Linked DNA regions of Mus musculus: region 2 is linked to region 1. A link is a loop called in an ENCODE intact Hi-C map of the cell type or tissue named here. Cell type or tissue: gastrocnemius. All regions are shown on one strand. Links, peaks and the distances in the headings refer to the core of each region. The heading gives the core; the rest is flanking DNA.

The links. Peaks named below come from ENCODE experiments on the same cell type or tissue, not always from the same donor. Only the 100,000 strongest peaks of a DNase experiment are listed, where the experiment ranks them.
Region 2: a loop joins it to region 1, with 10 times the contacts of the local background. A loop is called at or near these places in 1 of 42 quality-filtered maps.

Annotation. Positions count from the first base shown.
Region 1 is chr9:58,556,299-58,564,628 of GRCm38, reverse strand. No RefSeq gene overlaps it. Among named protein-coding and RNA genes, the nearest start is that of Cd276, 5.4 kb to the right of the region's middle. In gastrocnemius, for the core only: no CTCF peak of the experiment used is centred there; no DNase peak of the experiment used is centred there; H3K27ac peaks cover 1,553 bases.
Region 2 is chr9:58,491,742-58,500,071 of GRCm38, reverse strand. Insyn1 (inhibitory synaptic factor 1) reads right to left here. Exons shown (of 3, transcript NM_176921.4): 3 at 292-1,107. The coding sequence ends at 385. Among named protein-coding and RNA genes, the nearest start is that of Insyn1, 7.3 kb to the right of the region's middle. In gastrocnemius, for the core only: CTCF peaks have their summits at 3,442 (motif pointing left) and 4,847 (motif pointing right); DNase peaks (open chromatin) are centred at 3,186, 3,368 and 7,786.

The sequences.
Region 1 (8,330 bases), core at 90-8,089:
GGTTCCCATAGTCTTGGTCACAGTTTGCAACTGGCTGCCAGTCAAAGGGGCAGGAGAGAGAATGGCTGGCCCGCTCTTCAGAACACATCTCTAAGTAATGACTCCAGGTTCTACTCTTGTTTCTGGCCCTTACTGACTCCAAATTTTTTGGGGGGGGGAAATCTGGGTTGGAGGACTGGCTCAGCAGGCAGCAGCACTTTGTTGCCTTTGCAGAGGACCCGGTTTAGGTTCCCAGCATCCACATGGCAGCTTACAACCATCCAGAAAGCCCAGTGCTGGAGAATCTAACAACATTTTCCTACCTCTGTGAATATCAGGCACATGCACATATGCAGGGAAAGCATTCAAATGTATAAAGAACAAATAATCTAAAAACAAAGAAAAAAGTCTCTAACTTATTTAAATCTCTGCTATATCTATTTAGCATGCAAACGCATCTTCATTTATACCATCTTTGGTAACCTTTAATTTTTTCAAATCCTACTTTTAATGATGGTTCTTAAATGCTTTAACCCCCCTTTAGCCCACCACCCACCAAAGGTAGTGGGAAAGAAAGGATGGGCAGGGTGGGGGGTGAGGGGTGGGGAGTGGACCTGTTTAGAAAGGTTCTTTGGAGCAACTCCAGTCTATGTTGTCTGGAAATCGGCAGTTCAGTTCACAGGTCAGCAGAAGCAGCTCAGTCCACTCATAAACCCTTCATGGATACATCAGTAGTCTAGTTTGGTAGAGTCGGGTTAGCAATAGTGGTGACAAGACCTAGCACAGACAGCCAGACCTCTGCCCTGGCACCAATCAGCAGGAGGGACCAGAGCCAACAGGAATGTCAGGAGAAGTTCTCTGCTGTGCCTCTCTCAGGGAAGCAAAGTTCAGAGAAGACTCAAGACTCACAGACATTGAATAGCTGGCTCTATAAGCAAGCCAAGCTCAGCCTCCATCACTGGCCTTCAAGTCCTATTTGTACCCTCCAAACATCAAGTGTCCTCCATGAGTCTTGCCTCAGCATTTGTATCTGTCTCAGCTGACATCACTCTGCCAATCAGAAGGAGTCTGCAGAAGCAGCAAGAAACTGCAGCATACCACTAGAAGTTTTTTGGTGCATTTTTCTCTATGGAGTCGCAACAAATGGAGCTCAACTATGCAATGTAAGGTGGACCAATAATGTGTGTTGTTAGCAAAGAATTCTTCATCACATGTCCTTTCACATGCTCGCTTTAGAAGAACATCTTTTTTTTGTGTCTGCTTCAGCTAAATGTTCTCTCTCTCTCTCTCTTTCTTTCTTTCTTTCTCTCTTTCTTTCTTTCTTTGGATTTTTCTAGACAGGGTTTCTCTGTGTAGCCCTGGCTGTTCTGGAACTCACTTTGTAGACCAGGCTGTCCTGGAACTCAGAAATCCGCCTGCCTCTGCCTTCCGAGTGCTAGGATTAAAGGTGTGGGCCACCATGCCTGGCCTTTACCTAAACATTCTTTGTCAAATCTGCCTTAGTCTTTCACCTGTGTCCACTTCAGGAAAACACTCCTTCACATGTTTGCCCCAGCCAAAACACCATCCAACCAACTTTCCAAAGAACCCTTAAATTTCCACTTCAATCTCCATTAACTGATTTTTCCTTTTGTGGACTTCTGCTGCACTGGATTCTATTAATCTTCAACTTGCAGTAATCAATCTTCAGCCTACAATGCTCCTTTTTCATTATCATGGCTAGTATTTTTGTCTTCATAGATTACAAAGCATCCTCCACTCCCACCACCTCCTTTAATGCTGAGGTTGAGTTCAGGCAGTACGTTTCTTGAATGCTAGACACGCAACCCGACCATCTTGGGCATGAAGCATGATGGAAAATACCCAGACCTATAAAAGATGTTTATAATCACCCATGCCATGAGATGGGGCGGTGGCACATGCCTGTCAGCCTAGTGACTTGGAAGACTTAGGTGGGAAGAGAGTAATTTGAGGCTAGCCTTGGCTACACAGCAAGATTCCGTGTCAGAAAAACAAAATGAGCATGCTGTGTATTGCGGGAGATCAATTCATTCTACTTCTTAGAGCTACTACCCAAAATCTTCATGTTCCCCCAATCTCAGCCTATGCTTTCTTCCCTTATGATAGATGATGACCTTGCCTTATCTGTAACAGAGGAGAAAACAGAAAGCAAGCTACCAGTTGTATCTATCAATTTCCCTGTTCACAGTCTATTACCTATCTTCTATCCTTCCTTCTAGTCTATGTAAGGAGTGGTTCTCCCCAGCCCTGGGTCATGGCCTATATACTAATCATCCTATCTGGGCTCCATTAAGGGCCTTACCGCAGTGTGGCAGATGTGGGTTTGCCAAGAAAGAGAAAAGGCAAGAATGACTACGAAGTGTTTGGCTGGAACTGCTAGAAGATTGGGGTTAATCACCAGGCAGGGAAGACTCATTTTGTTTTGTGAACAGTGGTTGGGATGTGAAAGTTCCGGGAAACAAAAGTTAAGCAAAGACATAAATAGGTCTCTGGTTACCCAAATCTCAAGGACTCAGTCTTAGCTGGAGAGTTTCCTTAGACAAGTGGATTTCAGTCCAAGCCATCAGACGGGATGAGATGACAGCGGGGTGGGAAAAACCCCAGAAGGAAAGAGATCTGAGTAGGCTCAGGCCTGGGAATCCCCAACGTTAGGGGGTTGTGGAGAGAAGAGCCCAGCACAGGAAACTAGAAGGTGAATGGAAAAGCAAGGGAAGACTGCGTTTCAGATGCAAGACCGGCCAGGCGTGGTGGCGCGCCTGTAGTCCCAGTAGCTTGGAAGGCTGGGGCAGGGTTGTGCCACGAGTTCAAGGCCAGGACCCTGGGTGTCAGATGCAAGACCAATGGGTAAGAGAACCCTCTTCAGCTGTGTTTCCTCCTGTCACTGCTGGGGAACTCATGGGAGCAAGAGCCCTGGTCAGCCTTGGCAAGAACTTGGAGGGAAAGAAGGGAGTAAACTCCTTGTCACTTCTTGGCCTGATAGGCTGCCTGCCCACTGTGCTATCCTGCTACAGGGCCAAGGAAATTCCCTTTCTAGAGCTCTTGGAGAGAAACAGTCAATGGTTCAACAGACTGCAGGCACATCTGGGGAGGATGCACAAAAGAAAAGGAGGCAGGTACCCAGCACAGCTAAGCTACTTCTTTCTCTTGGCCATGTAAGTCTTCCATAGCAGGCTTGACAGGTGAGCCTAGTAGTCTGCTCTCCAGCCTGTTGAACAACCTACCCTACACCCCATTTCCCCCAGTCAGGGGTAGGGCATTCTCGAGTTTGAGCTTTCAGGCAGCTACAATATAGCAGCCAGGGAAGAATATGGGGATTGAGGAGATGAACCAGAGTCCCTGTCTTCAGGGAGTTTTTTTCTTTCTTCAAACATTCGTGTATTTATTTAATGTGTGTGTGTGTGTGTGTGTGTGTGTGTGTGTGTGTGTGTGTGTGGTGTGCACATGTGTGCTTGAATCAGAGCACACGCACTACTGTGCATGTGTGTCATGACGCATATGGAGGTCAGAGGCAACTCGCCAGAGTCACTTCTTTCCTTCCACCATGTGGGTCCAGCAGGAGATCAGGCTCCAGGTGGTCAGGCGTGAGGTCAAGCACCTTTACCCACGGATTATTAAAGAGTTCAAAGGTATATTAGCACATGCCTGTAATCCCAGTACTCAAGAGTCAGAGGCAGTAAGATCATTGTGAGTTTGAGGTCAGCTTAGGCTATATAGTGAGTTCATGATCAGCTTGAACTATGTGTCTAGACCCTGACCCCACCCCTCCCAAATGCTGAAAGGTAAGTCACATGAATGGCACAGAACAGAGAACCCTGGGCAATACATATTTAAACAGAGCAGGGGTGATGTTGGCAGCTGTGGTGGTTTGAATGAGAACGGCTCCCATAGGCTCGTATGTTTGAATGCTTAGTATGGAATTGGTGGACGTTTGGCAAGGATGAGGAGGTATGGTACTCCCCCTAACCCCCAAAACCACTGCTGCCTTTGGTTTTCAGATCAAGATGTGAGCTCTCAGCTGTTCCGTGCCTTTGCTTGGTCATCATAGACTGAACTGTCTGAAACTAAGCCTAATGAAATGCTTTTGTTTACAAGTTGCCTTGGTCCTAGTGTTTTGTCACAGCAATAGACTAAGTCAGTGCCTGTTTCCTGATGTCTGGGAGGGGAGTGAATTTATCCAGCTAGTGAGCTTACCAATGACAGACTGCCTCCCTCAGGGAAGAGGAAGTGGACTGTGTTATTTATGGCCGGGTAGGAGTGTTGAGGGATAATGGAGAAACCACATTGTGAAAGCAATACAAACTCTAAGAGTGTATCAAAGGACTGATTGGGGATTTTTTGTTTGTTTTGTTGTTGTTGTTTGTTTTGTTTTGTTTGTTTTTTCGAGACAGGGTTTCTCTGTGTAGCCCTGGCTGACCTGGAATTCACTCTGTATAGACCAGGCTGGCCTTGAATTCAGAAATCTGCCTGCCTCTGCCTCCCAAGTGCTGGAATTAAAGGCGTGCACCACCACTGTGTAGCTGAGGGTGATCTTGAACTTTTACCCTCCAAGTGCCAAAGCTACAGGGCTGCTAGAAATCTTCTTTATGTAGTGTTGGGGGTTAAATTCAGGACTTCGTGCAAGAAATCTTCCAACTAAACTGTATCCCTTTCTCTAATTGGGAGATTTTTAGAGCTAGGGAAGAAGGGTCCACCACCCGAGGTTAAAGTCCTGGGAGGATAGTGGCCCACAGCTTACCTGGGAGTGCCGTGTTTCCTCTGTAAGACTGACTGTGAGAATGTCTTTAGAAAGAATGACCTCATGGGAAATGAGGAAGGAGGAAGGGCCACTATTGTGCTGGAAGTCCTGATTTAAGAAAATAAGCCTAAGATTGTATTCATTATCGACTGCTAACCACAGCAGTGGAAGAAGCAGTTACAAAGTAATCCTCTACATCCATTGCGGTAACCTTGGGTGAAGTGGCCAGTGGGCAGAGACACCCCCCCACCCCCCCCACACACACTTCTGGTGGTAGGGCAGGAGGGAAAGTGTGTGAGTGACTGGCAAGGTCAGGAGTGTCCCAGGAGGGCTGGGAATATTCTCCCTTTTGGGACAGCCTGGTGCTTTCCTTTGAGGGCCAAGGATGGGGTAAGATGCTCAAAGATGCCCCAGCACAGTATCTCAAACCTATCTGGAAACGGCAAACACAAAGGGACCTTGTGATTCTGCACACAGCACATTAGCCCGGCAGCTTCAGCACCTGGCTGGAAGTCAGAATTTCTGGATTTCCTGTGGTTTATTCCCTGCCTTCTGTGAGAGGATTGCCACTGTCAGTGTTATATGCTAGACCTCTGTTCTCCAAGCCACTCCTTGGTCTTGTTCTGGTCTATGCCTTTTTTTTTTTTTGATCCTGTCATGGACCAAACCTGAGAGAAAGGTCAGGACTAGTGTGAAGTAAGTGAGATCCTTTAGAATTGAAAGTCAAGGAAGAGGCTCACTTTCAAGTCAGACCAAGGGAGAAGCCTGTTTGAATAACACAGGTTCCACACAGGAGTACGATGGGAGCGTCACCCCTGCACCACAGTATGGACTTCATTTTTTTCTGGTTATATTTGGATGTGCACATGTTTGTACATGTATGCTTGTTTGTACATGTAGCTGTGCATGTACATGTGTGCACATGCCTGTGGAGGCCAGGGGTCAACATCAGGTATCTTTTATATCATCATCATCATCATCCAATAGGGTCTCACTATATAGCCTTAGCTGGCCTGGAATTCACTGTGTATACCAGGCTGGCCTCGATCTCAGAGATCTGCTTGTCCATGCTTCTCCAAGTGTTGGGTTTAAAGGTGTATGCCACTATGTCTGGCTTCCAACCTTGTATTTTGAGATTGGGTCTCACATTTAACCTGGAGCTCAGTGATTAGGCTAGATTGGATATCCAGCAAGCCCCAGGGGTCCTTCCGTCTCCATCTTCACACCACTGAGATTACAGGTGCACAGTGTTTTTCCCTGCATTTAATGTGGATGCTGGGGATTTAACTTAAATCCTGTGCTTGCTCAGCAAACTCTTAGCCAGCTGCGCCATCTCTCCAGCCCCTGTTCTTCTGTTTTTTAAACGCTGTCCTTAGCCTTTGATTTGGAGAATTCCCTAAACCTCTATTGGTAGAACCTCCAAGAAAACCTAATATAGATTCCTAGCATTGGGAGTGTTATGAGCCTGGGCTCTGGAAAGCTCTTGGGGGAAAGCAAGGGAGGGTCGAATGGTTTCACCAAGGATGGGGAAGTAGGACAGATATAAAAGAGGGTGAACAAGAAGCAGGGCAGTGAGTCAGATGAAGCACGTAGATAGCTAGACAAGCTGGGTTATAATTTGCTGTTTTGAGTGTGCTGAGTCAGAGTGGAGTGTTCAGATAATCCTCTTTGGGTGATCAATTCTTTCTTGAGATTGCTTCTGCTATTTTCCCTACCAGCTGCTTCCAGCTGGAAGCATTTCCCTCTAGATGTTTGAAACCTGTTCCAAGACTCCATTCCTGGGAGTAGGACACCAGAAAAAAAGGAGCCTGCAGTGGCCATTACTTACTGTTTCCAGCCCTGCACTGGTCTTCATCATTTGCTTGCCTCAGTATAGATTGGATGTTGGAAGGCAGCCCTGTGAACCCTACATGAGTGGTCAGGGTTGAGTGGTGGCCCTTGTCCAAACTCTAAGGACACGGAGCCTACAAATGCAAACAACTCCAGGCTGAGCTTGGAGGGCAGTACCACAGTGTTGGCTAAGTGTCACAGTGATTCTCTAGAAAAATGTTCAAACAGGGTTTTGGGCTCTGATACAGCCAAGGTTTGATCTTTTTTTTCCTTATTGAAGCAGATGAAACAAATAGACTTTGAGTTTTGTTCTCAACTGAGGCATTCAGTGTCTCTGAGCTGCTTTCTAAAGATGAGCTGCTTTGGGGTTGGGGCATAGCTCAGTACTAGAGTGCTTGCTCAGCATGTACAAAGCCTTGGTTTGCTATCTAGCTCTGCATAAAACTGGGGATGGTGGCACATGCCTGTAATCCTAGCATGCAGGAGGTAAAGGTAAGAGGGTCAGAAGCTAGCAATCATCTTTGGTTACATAGCAAGTTTGAAGTCAGCTTGGGCTATAAGAGACCTTGTCTCAAAAAACCAACCACCCTGTAGTCTCCCCTCCCCCAGCCTGAAACCAGCTTGCTCAGGGGTGGAGCTTCCTGCTCATTCGTTCTGCCACGCCCACTGCTGGAACCTGCGGAGCCACACACGTGCTCACCTTTCTACTGGACCAGAGATTATTCGGCGGGAATCGGGTCCCCTCCCCCTTCCTTCATAACTAGTGTCGCAACAATAAAATTTGAGCTTTGATCAGAATAACTGTCTTGGCTACATTTCTTTCTCTCGCCACCTAGCCCCTCTTCTCTTCTAGGTTTCCAAAATGCCTTTCCAGGCTAGAACCCAGGTTGTGGTCTGCTGGCCGGACACAACACCCATACTTTCTAATCCTTCTCAAACAATTTCAATAATTGTGGACCAAGCATCCAAACATATGAGCTATGGGGGCAAGTCTCATTCAAACCACCACAGTGCTGGTCCAGAAAACAGAGAAGGAGAATAGGAGGACCCTTGTCCAGACAGAAAGTGTGGAGAACACCTTTCATGCCAATGCCTCTGCTTCAGACAGGACTCTGTTGGAAACGTCCCTACGGTGAACTTGCTAGAAATACCAAGCCAACCTCTTCTAAACTAAGAGACTCTTGAGTGCTAGAACGGTCATCCTAGCTTTCTATATCTGTGGCCAACTGACTGAATCGCAGCTGAATGGTCCTTGAGACACACTATAATGCACTCTTTGTTCAAGTTGTTTCCCTTTCCTGGGGGGCGTCAGAGCTCCTTGAACTGAGAACCAATGCTCATTATTTTCTTCCCTCTCGGACTGTGCTCTTGAGCAAGGATAAGAAAAGCCTCTGCATTGTAAAGTGTCCCTTCACCACCCATCACGGTTGAGTTGGGAAGCTCATGGACACCTAGCCTGGTAGACACAGCAGAAAAAAAAAAAAAAAAAAAAAAAAAGACATCCTGTTTCAGGCAAGATGGAAGTCAAGGATTAATACCCAAGGTTATCCTCTGACCTCTACATGAGAGTCTTGGCTCAAGGGCAGGACCATGTATACAGGTTTTTTTTTTTTTTTTAATGCCAAATTTATATTTAGAAGCATAGACATAGCTATATTTGATCTCAGCACACAAATTCAAGGACATAGAATAGTTCTGCCTCTCCCTAAGAGCTGGGTGCCCTCGGGTGAGCTACTATAAAGCCTGTGTCTGAATCTCCTTATCT
Region 2 (8,330 bases), core at 101-8,100, 65 kb after region 1:
TGGGTCTACCTGGAGTGGTGTCAACTGTGGGCTCTAAGTCCTTAGTTTCTCTGGTGAGCCCTGGCCTGGCATACTGTTCCCTTAGCTTGCCTCCAGCTGCTGGGTTCCCTGGAGGAAATGGCCCAGGTTAGCGATCACAGACTTCCATGGTGTTGGGGAGTTGTAGTGGGCATGGTGAAGGATCAGCTTCCTTCAGGGAACCCTGCCATACAGAGAGGAGGGTAAACTCTGGACATCTGGTTGTTTAGGATGAGCTTTCTGAAGGCTTTGGGGCCTGTGGGCCCCGGATCCTTAAGTGTTTATGAATTTTATTATGACTGTGTTTGTTTAAATATATATATATATTTATACCTCTATGCATCCCCCGCCCCCCCCCCCAAGCCCCTAGTTCTTGCCCTTAGCTTTCTGTTTGGTGGCCGTATAGGGCAGCACTGTCTGCGTGCTCTTGTCTGATACTGTCTGAGTGCTGCTGTTCCTTGTGACCCTCCGGGTCTGTTCTGGGGCCAACGTGGGGCCCAAGCGTCGGGTGGTCAACGGAGAGCGCTTGGTCTTGTAGGGGGCTGGGGAGGGCTTGAGGGGGCCTGTGTGTGGCTCCACGCGGGGCAGCTCTGGGGCCAGGTCCCCCTCCTCCTCCTCCTCTCCCTCCTCACCATCCCCCTCTTCATCGTCACAGCACAGAGCATGGTAGAGCACTTTGTCACTGAACCGTACCCTCTCCCTCGTCCCTGGAGTCCGCTGGGGCACCTGGCCCTTTGCAGGGCCAGCACTGAAGGCCTCTTCACTGGAGGAGTCTGGTGTCTCCACTCGTGGCCCGTTGGGGATGGGCAAACCACCATTCATGAGCTGGTAGTCAGGGCCTGTGCCTGGCCGTGGCGCCTCGGGGCCATCCACCGAGTCTGATGGGGTGGAGACATCCAGGAAAGAACAGAACTCCCAGCTGTCTGAGAGGATATCAGCCGTCATGAAGTCCAGGTGGCCCAGGTCAAAGGGGCCGCCCACACCTGCCTTGTCACTGCTGGAGGTGCTGCTCACAGTGGCCGTGGTCCAGTCATCTGGCTCCAGTTCAAAGTCAAAGTCAGAGGTTAGCTTGTCGATCTGACTCACCACCTGGCCGGGGAAGGGAGAGGAGGTGAGAGGGGCTAGGTGGGACTCAGAATTACCTAGGTGTGTGTGTGTGTGTGTGTGTGTGTGTGTGTGTGTGTGTGTGTGTGTGTGTGAGAGAGAGAGAGAGAGAGAGAGAGAGAGAGAGAGAGAGAGAGAGAGAGAGAGCACTAGCTCCTAGCCCATTGACTCTGAAAGGTACTGCTTGAACTGAAGTCACACAAGTTTGTTTGTACTGTTAAGAATCCAAATTGGGGCTGAGAATACAGTTCAGCTGGTAAAGTGCTTGAGTTTGACTTCTATAACCCATCTTAAAAAAAAAAAAAAAGCTGGGCATGGTAGTGCATGCTTATAATCCTACCTTGGGGAAGCAGGAGGATCCCTGGGGCTTGCTGGCCAGCCAGCCAAGCCTACTTGGCGAGTTACAGACTACTAAGAGGCTGTTTCAAACACACACAAGGCCAAATTGCACAAGGATGGGCCACTTGTTCAGACCACCCCCTTAGTCCCCTGGAGGGAGGCGTACCACCTTTCACCAGACACCCTGTCTATCCATATATCATTTCCTCTTGAGTACAGCTGCTATCTGGGGTGAGGATAGTATAGTGATCAGAGTTTCAAGCTCATTCTGATGGAAAAGGGGTCGAATAAAAGAGGTCAGCAGGCCCTGAAAACCATGCCCTGGGGACCCCCTAGCTGCATGACCATAACACAGTCAGTGGAGACAAAAGACAAGGGACAGTCATAAAAACAAGACCCCGCCCAGCATCTTGGAACCCTCACTGGCACCAGTTAATGACTCATTCCGGGATCTCTTTCCAACACTGGGGACTGGACCAACAGGTGTGTGGCACTGGCTGAGTCACCCTCCCTTTCTCGTACCCTCATGCTCTGCAACCTCCTCCCTCCTTGCCTTCCTTGTCCATTGATGAATGGAGATCAATCCAGGCTTGCTGGAGAAAAGAAGAAAGCCTGGAATCTTTGGAAGTGATAAAGAGAACATCCACCCTGGCCCAGAGACAATTGTTAGAACCACTCAAGGGGCAGCTCACCAGTGGAGGCCACTGTACCCTACTCTGCCTGCCCACCTCCCACCCACCCAAAGGGAAGCCCTTGGTCTCTGAGCAGGCAGCCCCTCCTGCAGATACACAGTCACCTTTGCTGTTGTCTGCAGTGAGAGAGGGAGACAGATTAGGCAAAGGCCTAGGGGGGAGTAAGGAGCATGAGGATGGAGGGAGGAGATCCAGGCCAGAACTCAAACATAAAACAATGAAAACCAGTGGAGGGAACAAGTGTCAGAGCCACAGAGACTCAGGGACAAAGCCATGTGGTAAGCCATCAGGAACTGCATCTAGCTTCTAGCATCTCGCGGCGTTATCTGCCTGGGTTCAGGGAGGTCAGTTAGTAAGTTAACTAAGTTAAGTCCTAACCCATAACTCATTCCTGGGAACTGCTACCACGAGATGCTGCTCCAGGCCTGGTGAGGGGTGGGTGGGAAGTGGCCCAGCATAAAGCACAAAACAAAGACACTACCTGCAGCACCTGGGCCAGTGGGAGATGGGCTCTAGATACAAGTGACCTGACTGTCCCTACCCCTCTTCAGGTCTGTTTTTCAATCTTTAAGGAAGACTCTAGGAATCTGTAAGACACAGTATGAGAAGATATTTAGGCCTGCTACAAACTGGAGGAATCAGGACCCCCTGGTGACTTTGGGCAAGTCACCTAAGCTGGCTGGAACTCAATGTCATTTACCACTGAGTGTCTAACCAATGTCAGCAGAGCTTTACAGGGAGGTCTTGGAGGAGCCCCAAGATCAAAGTGATGTCATTTCCTACCTCAGATCAAATCATTAGCTCTACAGCCTTGAGATCATAAAGCTCCCAGGTGCTGTCTCTTTGGCCTGGTGGCTGGGTGCTGGGGCAGTCTGAGGAGTGGCTCTGCCATTCAGACAGCCGCATGCTCAGATGGGACTCTGATTAGTGAGAGCTGTCAGCAGCTGCTTCAGCCCAAGGCTGAGGGTGCCAGGAGGAAGCTGGAGTTGAATGGCTTGGCTGAAATCCCACAGACTCAGCAGGAATGAGCACTATCAGGACCCAGGCCTGAGGGATAGCAGGGGTGTCCCAGGTATATCCAGCAGAAGCCTAGAAGCCCAGGAACCCAGACATACTTCTTTCACTGAGGAAGCCCTGGCTGGGCACCTGTTCTAGCAGCCTTTCCATTGGGTCCCTTCCCTTCTGCATTAGCATCCTCTTTTGGTTCTGCATCAGGGTTTGGAGGGAGAGTGAGCAGGGAGGCGGTTTTTAGGTCTCATGTCTGCCCCCTCTTGGCGGTGGAATTGAAGGAAGATGATAATCCACTTTCAAATTGTATTCTCTAGCTTTGACACCCCTCTCCTTGCTCAGGGAGATGAACACGGAAGAGATATAAACATATTTGAAATGACAGTGTTAGGGCAGCCAAAACCTTTAGTACCTGGGCTCTGAAGCCAGAGCTGGACTCCAGCCCTGACTTCACTACTTATGAGCAACCTTAATCAAGTCTCAACTTCCTTCTGCCTGCCTGAGAGCTGCTGTGAGGACTTAAGCTAATGCCCCTGGGAAAGTATGCAGAAGAGTGTAAAACACAGGCATCCACCATGCACCAGTGAACATGAGCACACAGCCAGGACCAGGAGCAGACGGAAATCAGGGTTTCACCTAAGAGATGCCACAATGACGGGCATGTTTCAGAGCCTGTTCAGAATGCCAGGATACGGTAGTGCGTCTTCCATAGCCCATGTGCCAGTACTGCCCATTTTGCCTGAAGCGTGGGTGTGCCCATTCAGAACATGACTACAAGAGGTCCCTGAGGCCCATGGCTGCGAGGCTCACAGGCAGATCTGGCTTCCCAACTACTTAATGGACAGAAGTGAGGGTGAGAAAGGGAAGCCATGTACCCGCAGAACCCATCTTCTGAGGAGGCCAAGATCAGCTCATAAACCTGCTAATCCTTTCCTGGCACACCGTTTCACAGGTCAACATGGAGAGCAAGTGTGGAATAGGCCCGTGCTACCTGACTCTCTGATCTGGCTGTCTTGAAATCTGTGATTTCTCTCTGAGATTTAATAATCATTTTGCCTACATGTAATTTGGGATTGTCTTGGAGTACAGAGAAATAATTATATACACAGAAGGAAAGAGGGGGAGAAAGAACCAGAAAAATCTCAAAGCTGGGGCACAAGAGAGACACTGATGAGTTAACTGCGCTATTGTGCTTGCTGACAGGGAAACTGAGGCCTAGTGCGTGGAAAGAGCTGAGGTAAAGCCAGAAGGGGAGTCCTGGGTCTGGCATCTTACTAACAAGATTAAACTGTTCCAGAGGGGCCAAGAGGGAGCACTGTGGAGGGACAGGAGAACTGAGGGCCGAGACAGAACCCAGCCCCTGTTCCAGGGGTGCCTCTCACCTCTGTCTTGATCTCAGCCTTGCCTATTTAATCCCCCCCCCCAATAATTTCCTGTTTGTGCTTGGTTCATGCTCTGCATTAGAGCTTTCCTGATCAGCATCAGGACCACATCACCCCTCTGCCTCTAGCCTTTCCCTTTTCCAAAACCTCCTGAGCTTTCCAAACACCACCCCTTTTCCCCTCCAGCAAGTGGCCTCCCCCTCATCTCTCTGCACATCTCCCAGAGCTGGAGCTCCAGCTGCCACTAGATTCACCTGGTGTGCCCTCCCTCCCACCATCATCCTCACTTCCTGGAGGAAGCCTGCTGGTCCCCAGCTGAGGGCGATATTGGTCACAGTTACACATCTATGTTGTGATACAGTTGGCGGCTGCCTCCCTACTAGACAGGAAGCCTAAGAAAGACAGGTGGGGTCTGTCTGTTTCACCTACCATGAGGCTCCTGGGTTGGTACAGATGCTGGCCCACTCTACATACACAGCTGAAAGAAGGCAGGGAGGGGGCATGAGTGCATGTGTTTGTGCGTGCACATGTATGTGCACTCCTGCTTGCCTGTGCGTGCGTACACACATGGGCGCACATGCCTTGATGCTCAAGAGCCAGTGCTGAGGGACCCAGCATTGCAGACCCAGTGTCCCACTCCTTCCCTCCTTCCCGGCTCCCTGGGCAGTCGGTTACATAACTGGGGATCCTGCATTATTTATGACCACTGATTATTTTTTAATTCTGTGATTACATTGTTTATTATCTTCCTGGGGGGCTGTGGCATTGGGGAGATGGGGATTGAGCTGACCATGATTCATGGCTCTCATCCTGCAATTTGGCCTAATTGGCTAGGGAGCCTCTGTGAATCTGTCCGGAGGAAGAGAAAGCAAAGGAGAAAAAGGAAGAAAGAAAAGCACGGACAAAATAATAAGGAAAAAAATCCACCTGAGTTTCCTTGAGCTGCGGGTACTAAGCTGACCCACTTTGGCGCAGCCCTTTGGTCCCCAGTTTCTCCTGCTCCAGCTGCTTCCTGGTAGGCCACATTTATTTATCTCTTACTAGCAAGGCCTGTGGCTTTCCCTGTCACCTTTACACATGGCACCTGGCCGATGGACAGCTGTGAAACAGGCTGCCACGCGCCTGTTTCCTATGCGAAGCCGGTGGGATCCTCCACTGCCACCTCAGGCTGAGGAGGGGCTGTGCCTACCCCATTCTCCTGAGACTCCTGGGACACAGAGATTACAGCACCCCTACGTTATTTCCTACTCAAGACTCACGGGAGATGTGGGGGTACAGGTGGCTAATAAAGGATCGCTTTTAAACTCCCACCTCCACCCCCACCCCCCATGGAACAGGAAGAATCGAGTCCATGTTCAAGGTGAGCTCAGAACCTGGTGGGTTAAGGATAAGGACCCCTTCACCCTGCCATGGGAGTTCAGAGTCTGTGGGCAGCAGGCAGAACAGTAGCAAGGCAGGGACATAACCAAGATATATTATTAAAGTGTGTGGGCTTCTCACTGACAGCAAACTTGGAGTTCCACACTCTGATGCACAGGGCCTATGGGATGCCCTGCCCTCCCCCCACCCCGAGACCCCTGCCCTTCTTTGCTCCACTTCCCACCAGCTTCCCGTCCCTCCTCCAGATCCTGGTATCACAGCTCCCACCACTCTCTTTCCCTAGATGCCTGCTAACCCTGCCCCTCATCTCTATGCTGCAAAACCACTTTATAGATGTCAGTCTCTCTCCAGTCCTCACTGGGTAGGGGGCTGAACTGCCTACTGCAGGTGACCCATTAGAGGCCCCTACCAACGCCAGGACCTGGCCCTGACCTGCCTGCTTTTGGCTAAAATGCTGATGTAAGACTCTGGGAAACAAGGGAAGAGCATGGAAGTGCTAGACTCATTCAGAAACGATACCTTGTGGGCAGCTGAGGCCTAGCACTATGGGAGAGCACCTGCTTAGCATGTATGGCTGGGCCCTAGGTTTGATACCTAACACTGCAAAGCAGAAAATGAAACAAGAAGGACGTGGCTTTGTGACTGTTCTACGTGATTTATGTAAGGGAGCATAGAAATGTTTGGCATCTTCCTTTTACAGATGGGCTGACAGAAGCACAGAGAAGCAAAGTGACTTTCCCAAGCTCATACAGCTCAGGAGGTGGAGCACTGAGGACCAAACGCTGGCTGCCTGGCCTATGCTCTCTGTCCCTTGGCATGGTCTGTCTCTAATGGAGATCCATGGAATCTGGGGAGTTTATGGAACCTGCTGGGATTGGCCTGGCATCCTGGAGTATTAAGGAACCAGGGAGAACAAGGGCTAATTAATATCTGTAGTTCATGCCCCAACCCTGGACACTTCAGTTCCAGCTTTCAGAGTGCTTTTGCATTCCCTACATCCCTTAGTCCCCCATCCCTACCCACGGAGCTGATGACAGAGCTGTGGTGGGGATTGGGAGGGTGGACAGAGGAAACTCAAATTCTCTGTAAGTGCGAGCGGGTATTGGCCCTCCTCCTGCATGCTATGTCTCCAATGTCACCATGTTGGATATCATTTGCAGCATCCCTGTCAGGGACAAGGCGTCAGTGCCTTCTGTTCGGAGAGGAGCAAAGGGAGGCTCATGGGCTTAGAGCAGAGGGCTTTGGAGGCTTTCATCTTCTGGTCAGTTTCAGGCTTTGTACTCAGGAATGTGTGTGTGGGTGTCTTCCAGGGCTAGCGGTGACTGGCAGGGAAGAGGAGGTACAGACAGGAGGACGGTGAGCGGAGGACAGAGAATCGCAGGGCCCACTTCTCACTGCCTGGCTCCTTCAACAAGGTTCCTGTGCAGTACCCCTGCCAGCCCTGTTTGCAACACTTGTCTCCATACTCAAGTATTAGGTCTGAGCTGGCAGGTACTGCCCATGACATCGGATATGATGGGGAGATAGGGGATGGTTCATCCTACCATGGTCTCACCACAGCCCTGATAGAGAAGCACTATGAAGGGCCTGAATGGAGCTCAGATCAGCTTTATGTTCTCCTGAAGGACCTAGAGCTACAGCAGAAGTTTGAAACCAGGACCTGAGATCCATAGATACTCCTGTCCCCAACAACCTCCAGCCCATGGGAAGTTGGTTATGACATCTCTCCTCTGTTTGGGTCTCCCTTCCTCTCTGCCCAGCACCCTATGTGCATATCCCCTTTCTGGGGGATTAGGGAGCTCAGAGGCTCAACCCCCACCCAGCTGGGTACCATTGGCAGCGGGCAGGCAGTGGCATACGGGGTAGACTCTGGTTTCCATAGCAACCTGCCAAAGTCTTGGGGGGAGACACATGGCCTACAGATGTGGGGGAGGGGACCCATCACTCTGTCCTGGCTCAGACCTCCAGGGTGTACAGACTATCACCTGGAGTGCTGGGATGAGGAGCATGGGGATCAGTAAGTATGAAAGGGATGATGGAGGTGTCTACAAGCTCCATCAAGTAACCCTGGCACTTGGGCACCACGGCTCAAGCATCAGGCATCTCTTAGAAGCTGTCATAATGCTGAGGTTACACAGTAGCCCGCCTGCCAAGGCTTCAAATAGGCATTGGGAATCTTGAGTTCTAGGCTCAAGTTTGTTATGGATGGGTTGTATGGCTCTAGGCAAGCCCCTATTCCTCTCTGGGCCCCAGTTTCTTCAATAGTAAGTGGACAGGGCTTGTCTGAACTACCTGTGAGATCCCTCCAAGTTCTGGATGACTACGCTGAGGAAGAAGAAGCAGCAGTCTGGAAAATGCCCCATTGGGAGTTGTACTGAGGCTGACCCCTCGGGATTGTAGACAGTAT